Regions from separate parts of the Homo sapiens genome. Here region 1 is linked to region 2. Evidence: chromatin contacts called from ENCODE POLR2A ChIA-PET data. All regions are on one chromosome and are shown on one strand. The core of a region is the stretch at or near the end of the contact, and the rest is flanking DNA. Distances in the headings are between cores, read along the strand shown.

Region 1 (5,383 bases), core at 2,055-4,554, 120 kb after region 2:
TTATGAGGACGATATTAAGGTATTCATTAGAAATGGCCATGCAAGGCCGGGCGCGGTGGCTCACGCCTGTAATCCCAGCACTTTGGGAGGCCGAAGTAGGCAGATCACGAGGTCAGGAGATCGAGACCATCCTGGCTAACACAGTGAAACCCCGTCTCTACTAAAAATACAAACAAATTAGCCGAATGTGATGGCGGGCGCCTGTAGTCCCAGCTACTCAAGAGGCTGAGGCAGGAGAATCGCTTGAACCTGGGAGGCGGGGGTTGCAGTGAGTTGAGATCACGCCACTGCACTCCAGCCTGGGCAACAGAGACAGACTCCGTCTCAAAAAACAAACAAACAAACAAAAACAACTTCCTGCGCTCTTCTCCCCTAGGCCCAAGCAACCGCCATTCTACCTCCTGCCTCTGTGAATTTGACTACTCTGGGTACCTCATAAATTTGAGGAAGTGGCTCTATCATGATTTAGTTAACTGTTCTCTTAGGATTGATTACACAGATTGTTTCTGATTTTTCCTTATTATCAGTAATGTGGCAACAAATATATTTGTGCAACCAGTTTCTTTGTGTGGTTAGGATTATTCCCTTGGGATTGTCAGAATCAAGAATTACTGAGAAAAAAATAACCTGAACATGTTTAGGTTTTTGATGCATATTATCAGTTAGCTATCCTAAAGGATTTTAGTGGTTTATGTATTGCACCTGAAGCATTATATTAGCAATGTATAAACTTGCCTGTTTCTCTGTAAACTTACCACCACTGGCTTGTAAAAAAATGCATTGCTAATTTTTTAGGCAAAAATCGATACATCATTGTTAGACTAAAAATTTGTTGTGGCAACTGGAGTTTAGTGGAAAGAGTGCGGAACTTGGAGTCAGATCTATTTTTGGAAGTTGAGTATAGAGCAAAATGTCCCCGGAACTGAAAGGAGAACAAATAGCCACTCTTTTGAGCAGTTAGGCCCTAAGTGGGCTGGAAGAATGAAAGGAAAGGGAAGGAAAAGAGACTGATCTTTGTATACTGGGCACTGCCTTAGGAGATGGGAAGTTAAAGTCAGTAAGGCAGTCCCTTGATCTGTTCACAACTGAATAGATTGTGAAAAACAAACAAACAAATACGCCATTTTACAGATGAGAAAACTGAGGATGGGAGCTATAAAATAACTTTTGCAAGATCATACAATTCATCAGTAATGATATGAACTGCTAACAGCAATATATAGACTGCTAACCCCTAGCTAGACACTGTGCTAAGTACTTCATAAAGATCATCTCATTTGCTCATTACCTCCCCAAATCCCCATGAAGCTGGTCCTATTTGTTCCCATTGTATAGACTTCCCAGCATCACAGAACCCAAAGCACACTTGGGCAGCCTGCCTCTGCAATTTGATGCCAAGGCCTGTATGCACACCCTATCGTCTCTCACAGCACTGGACACCCCATTGCAGACAACACGGGGGCTCCTAAATGCCTCCCTCTGTTTGCTCCAGGCTGTTTCCTCTTCTGGAGACACCCTTCCCTATCCCCCACCCTTTTTTGGACTTGGCTAACCCATTCATAAGGATCAGCTCAGAATCAGCCCTGCCCCCTGCACCCCTGCCTCACCACATGCATGCCGTAGGTGTCCCTCTTACATGCTTTAGTGGGTAGACCTATTGCAGCACTTGTCCCACTATAGTGTCATTGCGTATGTGCCTGTCTCCCCAGGGAGATGCCTTTCAGATTATAGGCTGTGTTTTTATCCCAGTATTCCTTTACCTTAGCACTCCTGGCACACAATAGGCCTCAACAGGTGTTTGTGAATGAATGCTGTCTGTCATTCAAGCCCAGATTTGACCCATTCCAGAGACCGAGACTGAGGAATTTCCAGCAAAGCCGAATAAGGCAGAGTGGGAGGATGCACCGAAGCTGGAGCCCTGGGATCTTCTCCTGGGGATAACTCTGCAATCTCTTGAGCCAGCCTGAGATTTTCCATTCTCCACACCTTCACCTTGAGACCAATAGGACTTCTCATAAAGAACCTGGGGTGCTCAGGAGGGAGACTCTATGGAGGCACAGAACCTTCAGCCTGGTGGGAGGGCAGTAAATTAAATTTCTCTGCTAACAAGCTCATCCCGGAACAGCCTCCCCTACAGACTGGTCCTCTGGGAATAGAGACCTGGCTGTTTTCTTTTTCTGCTGTCATAGCCAGTTGCTGGCTGAAAGTGCAGGAGGCCCAGGAAGCTGCTGGCACACAAGAGGAAAGAGAATGGGGCTTGGGGATGGGGGTGAGGGGTTCAAATGCTGCCTAGAACCTGCCACTGGCAGGTTCTCCAGGGAGGCTGGGGAAGCCTTCTAGACCACAGACCACCAGGCCCAGGGCGTGAGATTCTAACTTCCCTCAGAAATGGGCCCACACAGGCCAGGTACACTGGCCCACACTTGTAATTCCAGCACTCTGGGAGGCTGAGGTGGGAGGATCACTTGAACCGAGGAGGTGGAGGCTGCAGTGAGCCAAGGTCATATCACTTGTACTCCAGCCTGGGCGACAAAGTGAGACCCTGTCCCTAAAGCAAACAAACAAACCAAAACCTGTCAGTGACTTACTGTTTGATATCCTGGTCATCATTATGGGAAGAAACAGAATTCTTGGTGTTCCTTACTCTAATTTATCTCTGGTTTAACTTTATGTTATGGGGATGTGGGGGCAGTGAGGAAAGCACCAGTGTCTTTTTACGGCCCAGGACATCCTAAGTACCTTACCCCAGTCCTGGCAAGCTTGCAGGACATGCTAAAGATGGGAGCCTTTAGTTGGCATCGCTTACTTGGCCTGGGATGAAGTCTTGACCTCCCATCTGGAGCTAAATGTCCAAGCCAAGGGGCATCTGGGGGTGGGACTGCCCTTTGCCCAGCCACGGCCTTGTGGGCTGATGGCAGACAGTCATGTTCTTATGAGCCACTTCCCCCAATGGCTGACATTTCATCTTTGGAGAGGAAAGCTACCAGAGTCAAAGAGGGAGGCGGGTAAGAGAGGACTAGGCTATACCTTGCACGATTAGTCTTTCATAAGTAGTGTTTAAGGATCAGGATGAAAAATTAAAAAAGCAAAAAACAAAACCAGCAAGCCAATTCCTCTCAAGAAACTTCCCTGAAAGAAAAGGGAGGAAATCAATATTTAATTCAGACTTCATTGATTTGCAGTTTGGGTACCACACTCAGCACTCGATTCTGTCCCGGTTTCCCAGTAAGAGATTATGGAGTCCCTGGCAAAGGATACTAAAGGGCCTGAGGGAAAGGCAGCGCCAGGGAAGAGAAGCCGGGAACTTTGTCTTGAGTCAACTTTCCCCAGCTGCTCCCTGCCCCAGTGTGGGGCACCTCCCCTCCCTGAGGGCTTCGCTGAGCTGGGAGGGATGAACCAGGCCTTCCTTGGCCCACTCCCCTGCCTCTGAGAAGAGCAGCAGCCAAACCCCCCCTCAAAGAGCTGTGTGCACTTGACACAAACGTGCACTCTCTCTCTCTCACACACACACACACACACACACACTCACACACCACTCCTCCACTCACATACCACACCTACAGACACTCACATAAGCTCACACAACACACACACTCTCACACACACTTGCACACCACTCCTACACTCACATACCCACCTAGACACACTCACATAAACTCACACACCAAACTCCCCCCCCACACACTCTCACACACCACTCCTACACTCACATACCACACCTACACACACTCACATAAGCTCACACACCACACACTCACACACTCACACACCACTCCTACACTCACATACCCACCTAGACACACTCACATTAGCTCACACACCACACACACTCACATTAGCTCACACACCACATACACTCACATTAGCTTACACAGCACACACACTCACATAAGCTCACACACCACACACTACATTAGCTCACACACCACACACACTCACATTAGCTCACACACCACACACACTCACATAAGCTCACACACCACACACTACATTAGCTCACACACCACACACTCACATTAGCTTATACAGCACACGCACGGCACACACACTCCCACACACACACCCTCTTACGTACATTCACATACACTCCATACCACATACACTACACACACATACACCACACACACACACACACAAAATGCCCTAACTTTACTTAACTAGCCTAAAAAAAAACCCCTAATTTTTCAAAGATACAAACTGAAGTATCTAGGAATGAAAAATCATACCTGTAACTTACTCTAAAATACTTTGGAAAATAAAAGACCAAAAAAACTTAGCCAGGAAACTTCAAAAGTTCACAGTTCTTTTCTTTTTCATTCCTCAGGCCTTCTAGCTAATCTAAGCTATCTAAAGTCTAGTCTAGGCTGCGCGCAGTGGCCAGACCTGTAACCCCAGCACTTTGGGAGGCCGAGGCGGGCGGATCACTTGAGCCCAGGAACTGGAGACCAGCCTGGATAATGTGGCGAAAGCCCTACAAAAAATACAAAAATTAGCCAGGCATGGTGGTGCATGCCTGTAATCCCAGCTACTTGTGGGGGCTGAGGCAGGAGGATTTCTTGAACCCGGGAGGTCGTGGCTGCCGTGAGCTGAGATCATGCCATGGCACTCCAGCCTGGGTGACAAGGGAGACCCTATTAAAAAAAAAAAAAAAAAAAAGTCTAGCCTAAATCCATGTTGTTGCAAATGAAGCATGTGCCATTCTGTTCCAACACTGGATGGCAGAGAAACTGGCTGCTCACCCCCCCACCCCACCCCCACCCCAATACCCAAACAGATGGGAAGGCAGTGACTAAATGCTGGAAGAAAAATTGAATATCCCCACGAACACATGGCCAAGCTATCAATCAGCCACTCATCAAATTCTGTGGCAGAGCCGCCCTGCTGGTGAGAGGGGCATGTAGGGTGGGACAGTAATGACAGAAATATGGAGAAGTATGATTTGAGCACCTCAGCCTTCTCTGTCAGCATGCAGTCTACGTGGGGAAATAAGCTCAGAGCACCCAGGATCAGAGAGCTCCAAGTCAGCAATAAATGGCCTAGTGGGTCAGACCATGATTTTTTAAAAAATTAATTAAAATAAACAACACACAAAATTCTCTCCTAGCACTTCAGAGCTTATACAATTTCCAATGCTCTTCTCCATCTGTTGCCTTAGTTGGTTCTTGTTGAGAATACTATAAAATGGTTATGGTTGGAATTTTGTGTCTCCATTTTACAGATGAAGACACTGAGGCCCGGGAAGTTGTGTAAATGAGCAGCATAGAGTGGTCAATGGCAGGGCTGGGACCAACACCCATACCACTCCCACATGGCTATTCTTTCTTGCAACTTGAGAGGGCTTCTGGATACGCCACCCCACCGCCACCACCGTGAGCCCAGGGCT
Region 2 (5,288 bases), core at 2,727-5,226:
CGGGGTGTAGCTAAAGCTGGGGCCATGGCGGGACAGGAAAGTTTCTTTATGGGTCAAAATACTTGCAGTGTTAAACAGGCATGTTACCAAAACAGGTTCCCTCAGGGTGATGGCTCTTCGTCTGCTAGGCTGACCAGGGGGCCCAGATGGTGTGCCTGATATCTGGGAGGACGTCTCCAAGAATGTGTGACTTAAGTCACCTCACCTGGAGGTTGAAGGCCTTACATTATTTAAGCCAGAAAGGACTTCGAAGACCCTGTAGCCTCAGGGCTCCCAGACTTAATTTCATGGTCTATTACAAGTTGGAAGTAAAATACTGTAAAAAGTAACTGGTTGTCGATAAGTTTTATTTTGCCAGTTGAGCAAATAAAATACTCACCTTCTGTCATCATTTCAGAAAAGTACCTTTTAATGTAAAAAATATGGAAGACTTATTCTCTCACTCTTAACATAAAGGATATATATCCCTGTCCTTCCCCAGAAAGTCAGTATTAAACTTACACTAACAGTACACAAATATACTGTATTATATGTCTGTGTGTATCAATATGCATGCACATCATCATCCTCCTCCTTACTTTTTCCTTATCACATGGGTAGCTGTAATGTAGTGATTTAGTACGTGGACTCTGGGACCAGGATACCTGAGTTCAAATCCAGGCTCTACCACTTACCATATGAAGACCTTCAGGTAAGTTACTTAACCTCTCTGAGCCTTGGTTTTATCATCTATCATGTGAAGGTGTTAATAAGAATACATACTTTTCCAGGTGGTTATGAGATTAAATGAGTTAATATATGAAAACCACTTCACACAAAGGAAATACCCAGTAATTCATAGCCATTGTTATATTATTTTGCCACAGACTAGTGAAATCTTTATAAATTGGTATCTGGGAACCACTGACAAAGCACTCCTTTCCTTTTCCATATAAGGAACAACTTAAGTCTAGAGTGGGCATGATTTGTCCAACTCAGGTCATGGCCAGTCAGTGACTGGCATGGGCATAGAACTCAAGTCTGCTGACCAAGTCCAATGCATCTCTGAGGTTTCCTGGAAAAAAAAAAGTCAGTTAGGCAAATGACTGGAGGGTAGGATGGGAATCAGTGAACATGGGCTGAGTGTGTGCATAGAGAGGGGCGGGGAGCCAGCACTTGAGCAGAGCACACTAACCAGTTTGGGAACCCCAGGGAAGTCTGGCCATTGCTGTCTCCTTTCTCTTTCCTCCAACCTCAGAGAAAATGAATATAGGAGCAGGTGACAGCCTGGGGTTGGGGGTCGAGGGAGTCTGCACGTGGGATGGAGTAGGTCGGTAGCAATGCACTTCTACCTCTTCCTCCTTCAGCCTTCAGTCCACCCATAGAACATACGGCTGAATCTCCAAAGTCCTACCTCTTACGACTCTGCTGGTACAGTCTGTTGGATGGAGGTCCTGCCCCTCCCAGGCACCAATCACCAGAGCAACCAAGGCTGGAAATAATGCTCAACCCTTCCACTCATTTTTGCTGCTGTGGTTTGGGGACCATTCTCCATTTCCTAAGCAGACACAGCCTTGGTGAGGACCATGGGATCAGGTAGGATTGCACTCAGTGGCTGGTAACAGAATCCATGGGACTATGGCTTCTTTTTCACTCCCCATAGCAGGAAATCAGGGTGTCCAGGGCAGGCTCCTTTAGTCCCTCTGTTCCATCATCCTTCACATATGACTTTCATCCTCATGACCACCTCCTGATCACATGTTCCAGGCAGGACGGAGACAAAAGAAAATGACAAAAAGCAAGGGTTGGGTACATATCAGGAAATCCAGACTTTCCCCTAAACCTTCCAGGGGCTCCTGCTACTGGAAGCTACTCCTAGCTGCAAGGGAGCAAAGGAAAGGTCATCTTTTGTCTGGGTAACAAATTGTGGTTTTATTAAGTAAGGAAGGAGAGAATTGATATTGGATAAGAAACATTTACTCCCAGGAAGATACAAATTGGAGCCTTTTCATTTCCTTTCCTCCAAAGTTGATTTCAGCGGGATCACAGTCCAAGGAAGCATTAGCCCAGCTCCAGAAGCCTTAATGTCTGTATGGCCTTTGCTGAAACCCAGAACTCACATACAGTGGATCAGGCAGCACACAGCACCCTGCATACCTTTTTTTACAAGTCTCCTTACACTTTCCTCTGACTCCTCTCAGTGGCGCTTCCAACCTCCCTCTCTCCTGCAAAGCAAAACAAAACAAAACAAGAGAGGCCAACTGGCAGCCTGTGCTGCCCTCTCTGCACAGCCTCCCATCTCTCTGACATCTTCCCTGTTACCACGTTTTTCCCTTTGTCTTCTCTGTGCACTTTCTTGTGGAAATGGGTTTGGTCTCTGGGTTGTTACAAATCTAGGCCTCCACCCCTTAGCCCCATAAGCACAACCAAGGCTGAAAATGATGAATCTGGGAGATTATGACACAACCTGTGAACTATACTGTGATATTTCCCCCCGGCTACCCAGGTTACCAGCAAGCCAGTGTAAACTTAAGCGCTGCTTCTACAACATCTGCAGACACCAGTCAGGGTGGGTCAGCTGTGCTTTGCTCCAGCCCTGGAGACCTGCCCCATCCCCGCTCAGCCTCCTGCTCTTCTTGTTCTTATGTTGTCTGAACTCCCCACTTTGATACTCATCCTACTGGCTTCAGCCAAATAATTCCCATCTGCTCCTTCAGAGGCCCACTTAGGATGGTCTGTTTGGGGAGGTTCTCTCAATTCACCTCACTGGCCCCAAGCCAGTCTGCTGTGCTACTCTGATAGGTCAGCCCTTGGTTTATATTATTTGTATTTGTACTTGGTATTCCGATTTTGAGCTGCATTCTTTATATCTGTTCTGTCTCCACTATTAGGCTGGGACCAACCTGAGTGCAAAGTCTGGGTCTCCTGTCAACCCCTCGGGACAAGGGTTACTTTTTTTTTCCCAGCTGATGTTTCTTGGGTACCTTCCATGTGTCAGATGCTGAGGTTGGTGCTCAGGACATGAGACAGACCCAGCCCCTGTTCTCCCTCAGGACTTGCTTCTCCTGGTCCTGTCTGTGCCCCCAGGACAGCACTCTGCCTGACACATCGGGACAACTGACCACTGTCTGGACAGAGATGAGGAAGAGGATAGGGATTCAGCCCTTGGAGATGAGCCCCATCACTCTCTTCCTGGATTCCAAGTTCATACCACTCTGGCGGCTCCTCTGAAAATCCCCAGGCCTCCTCCCAGTCTCCCGGCATCCGGTGTTGCTGTTGGCCGGGCCTGCCTGCCACACAGCCAGGGACTGAAGGACATTTTATTCCAAATGAGGGCAGTCAGCTGAATTTCCAAACCAAAGATTTTTCCACTTCAAATTTTCTCCTTTCCTCTTCTGCCCAAATAACACATTTGTTTTGTAGAAAAGGGACAGAGCAGTTCTATATCTAAGGGTTAAAGACTTTATGGGGATACCTGGGGGATAGGCAGGGCTGTGGCCAAAGTCCTTATCCTGTTGGGAGGAGAGGGAAAAGAAAGGAACTGAGAAGGGCCTTCCAGTCCCCAGGAAGACAAAGGGGATAAGATCAAATCAAGGGATGCCTTTTTTCTTTCCGACCCTATACTGCACTCTCCTTCTTCTTCCATCTCCTTTTCCTGTTTTTTATTTCCTCTTCCTCTCTTCCTTCCCACTATCTTCTTCTCTCTCTTCCTCTCCTTCCTCTTCCTCCATGCATTCATTCATTCATGCATTCTCCCAGCAGACATTTATTCAGCATCTACTATGTGTCAGACACTGCCGCAAGCTAAGAATACAGAGACAACTAAGTCAAGGCTCAGAGTTCTTATAGTCCAGAGGTTGAGGAGGGTGGGGCAGACAGATGACAGGCTGGGGTGAGGAGCTACAACTGGCAAGGAGAGGTACTGGTAAATCTCCAAGTACATTCAGAAGCTCATGCAGTACATTTAGAACAAGGGAAACTCTGGGAATCAAGGAAAACTTTTTAAAAAACTTAAAACTTAAAATTTTTAAAAATAAGTATTTATTTATGTATTTCTTATTATTACTATTATTATTTTTTGAGACAGGGTCTCACTCTGTTGCTCAGGCTGGAGTGCAGTGGTGTGATCATAGTTCACTGCAGCCTCAACCTCCTGGGCTCAAGCAATCCTCCCACCTCAGCCTCCCAAGTAGCTGGGACCATGGAAGTGCATGACCATGCCCGGCTAATTTTTTTTTTTTTTTTTTTTAAGAGACAGGGTCTCTCTGTATTGCCTAGAGTGGCATTTTTTAAATAGACTTTTTTTTTTTTAGAGCAGTTTTATGTTTACATCAAAATTGAGTAGAAAGTACAGAGTTCCCCATGTATCCCCTGCCCCTCACACACACAGCCTCCCCAACTATCAACATCCCCCACAGGAACAGTCATTTGCTAAACCCGATGAACCTACATTTTAACATCATTATCACCCAAAGTCCAGAGTTCACATTAAGGTTCACTCTTGGTGTTGTACATTCTATGAGTTTGGACAAATGTATAATGAATTGTATCCACCTTTATAGGATCATGCGGAGTAGTTTAACTACCTAAACATCCTCTATGCTTTGCCTCACTTAATCTTTCAATCTTCAATTTCTTCTTCTTTGAAATGGGAAATATAACAATTATCTCATAGAGTGATCATGAGGATAAAACAAAATAATATATATGAATATTCTGCTTTAAGTGTGGGTTATTTATATAATATCACAGGGAAAAACCAAGAGAACTCACATAGTTGTCCCTGATTGTGGTATGTGCTACGGGAGAAAGGAGAGAAGCAGATAGGAAAGGATGAACTTTCGCCCAAGCATCAGGGAGACGCTGCTGCATGAGGTTTGGGCTGCAGGCGACACTGGGAGTAGTAGTAGGAGGAGGGCACGGAGGCCCACGGAATTCTAACAGGGACTCTGGACTGTTCCCTGCTCCTGAAGTAGCCCATCCCAACTTTATCCAGGCAGTCCTCTGGCTGCTGCTGGCAGGGGCTCAGAGAGCCTGTGTGAGTCACATCCACGTGGCTGATGTGGGGAGGGAAGAAGGGATGGGGAGGGCTCATGCCCGCGCAGGGCCACGCTGGCTTGGAGAAATGGTTCCTGAAAGTCCCTGGCAGAAAGTGGGCTGCTGTGGGCTGTTAATGTGCCATGCAAATCAACCAGTAAACAGTCCCCAATGAGAATCCCAGATGTCTGTTCACTCCAAAGCACAAGACACTCATTTTGGGCTCCAGGTGGGGACCAGCTCAAGTGAACCCTGCCCATGAGCTGAGGCAG

Evidence for each region. ChIA-PET counts read pairs that join two places held with the same protein, here RNA polymerase II (POLR2A).
Region 1: POLR2A ChIA-PET joins it to region 2 with 10 read pairs in A673. The contact joins the enhancer-like site here to the promoter of BMNCR in region 2. POLR2A ChIA-PET finds 5 or more read pairs at or near these places in 2 of 52 experiments (A549 and A673).

Annotation. Positions count from the first base shown.
Region 1 is chr1:203,523,432-203,528,814 of GRCh38, forward strand. All of the region lies in intron 2 of LOC124904488 (a long non-coding RNA gene), which reads left to right. Among named protein-coding and RNA genes, the nearest start is that of OPTC, 32 kb to the left of the region's middle. Within about 2 kb of position 3,305, at least 3 of the 41 ENCODE cell types and tissues checked have a DNase peak (open chromatin) inside an H3K27ac peak, as active enhancers do.
Region 2 is chr1:203,403,649-203,408,936 of GRCh38, forward strand. It overlaps BMNCR (bone marrow associated non-coding RNA), which reads right to left and starts at 3,977. Exons shown (of 3, transcript XR_001738390.3): 1 at 2,883-3,977; 2 at 2,137-2,204; 3 at 1,085-1,729.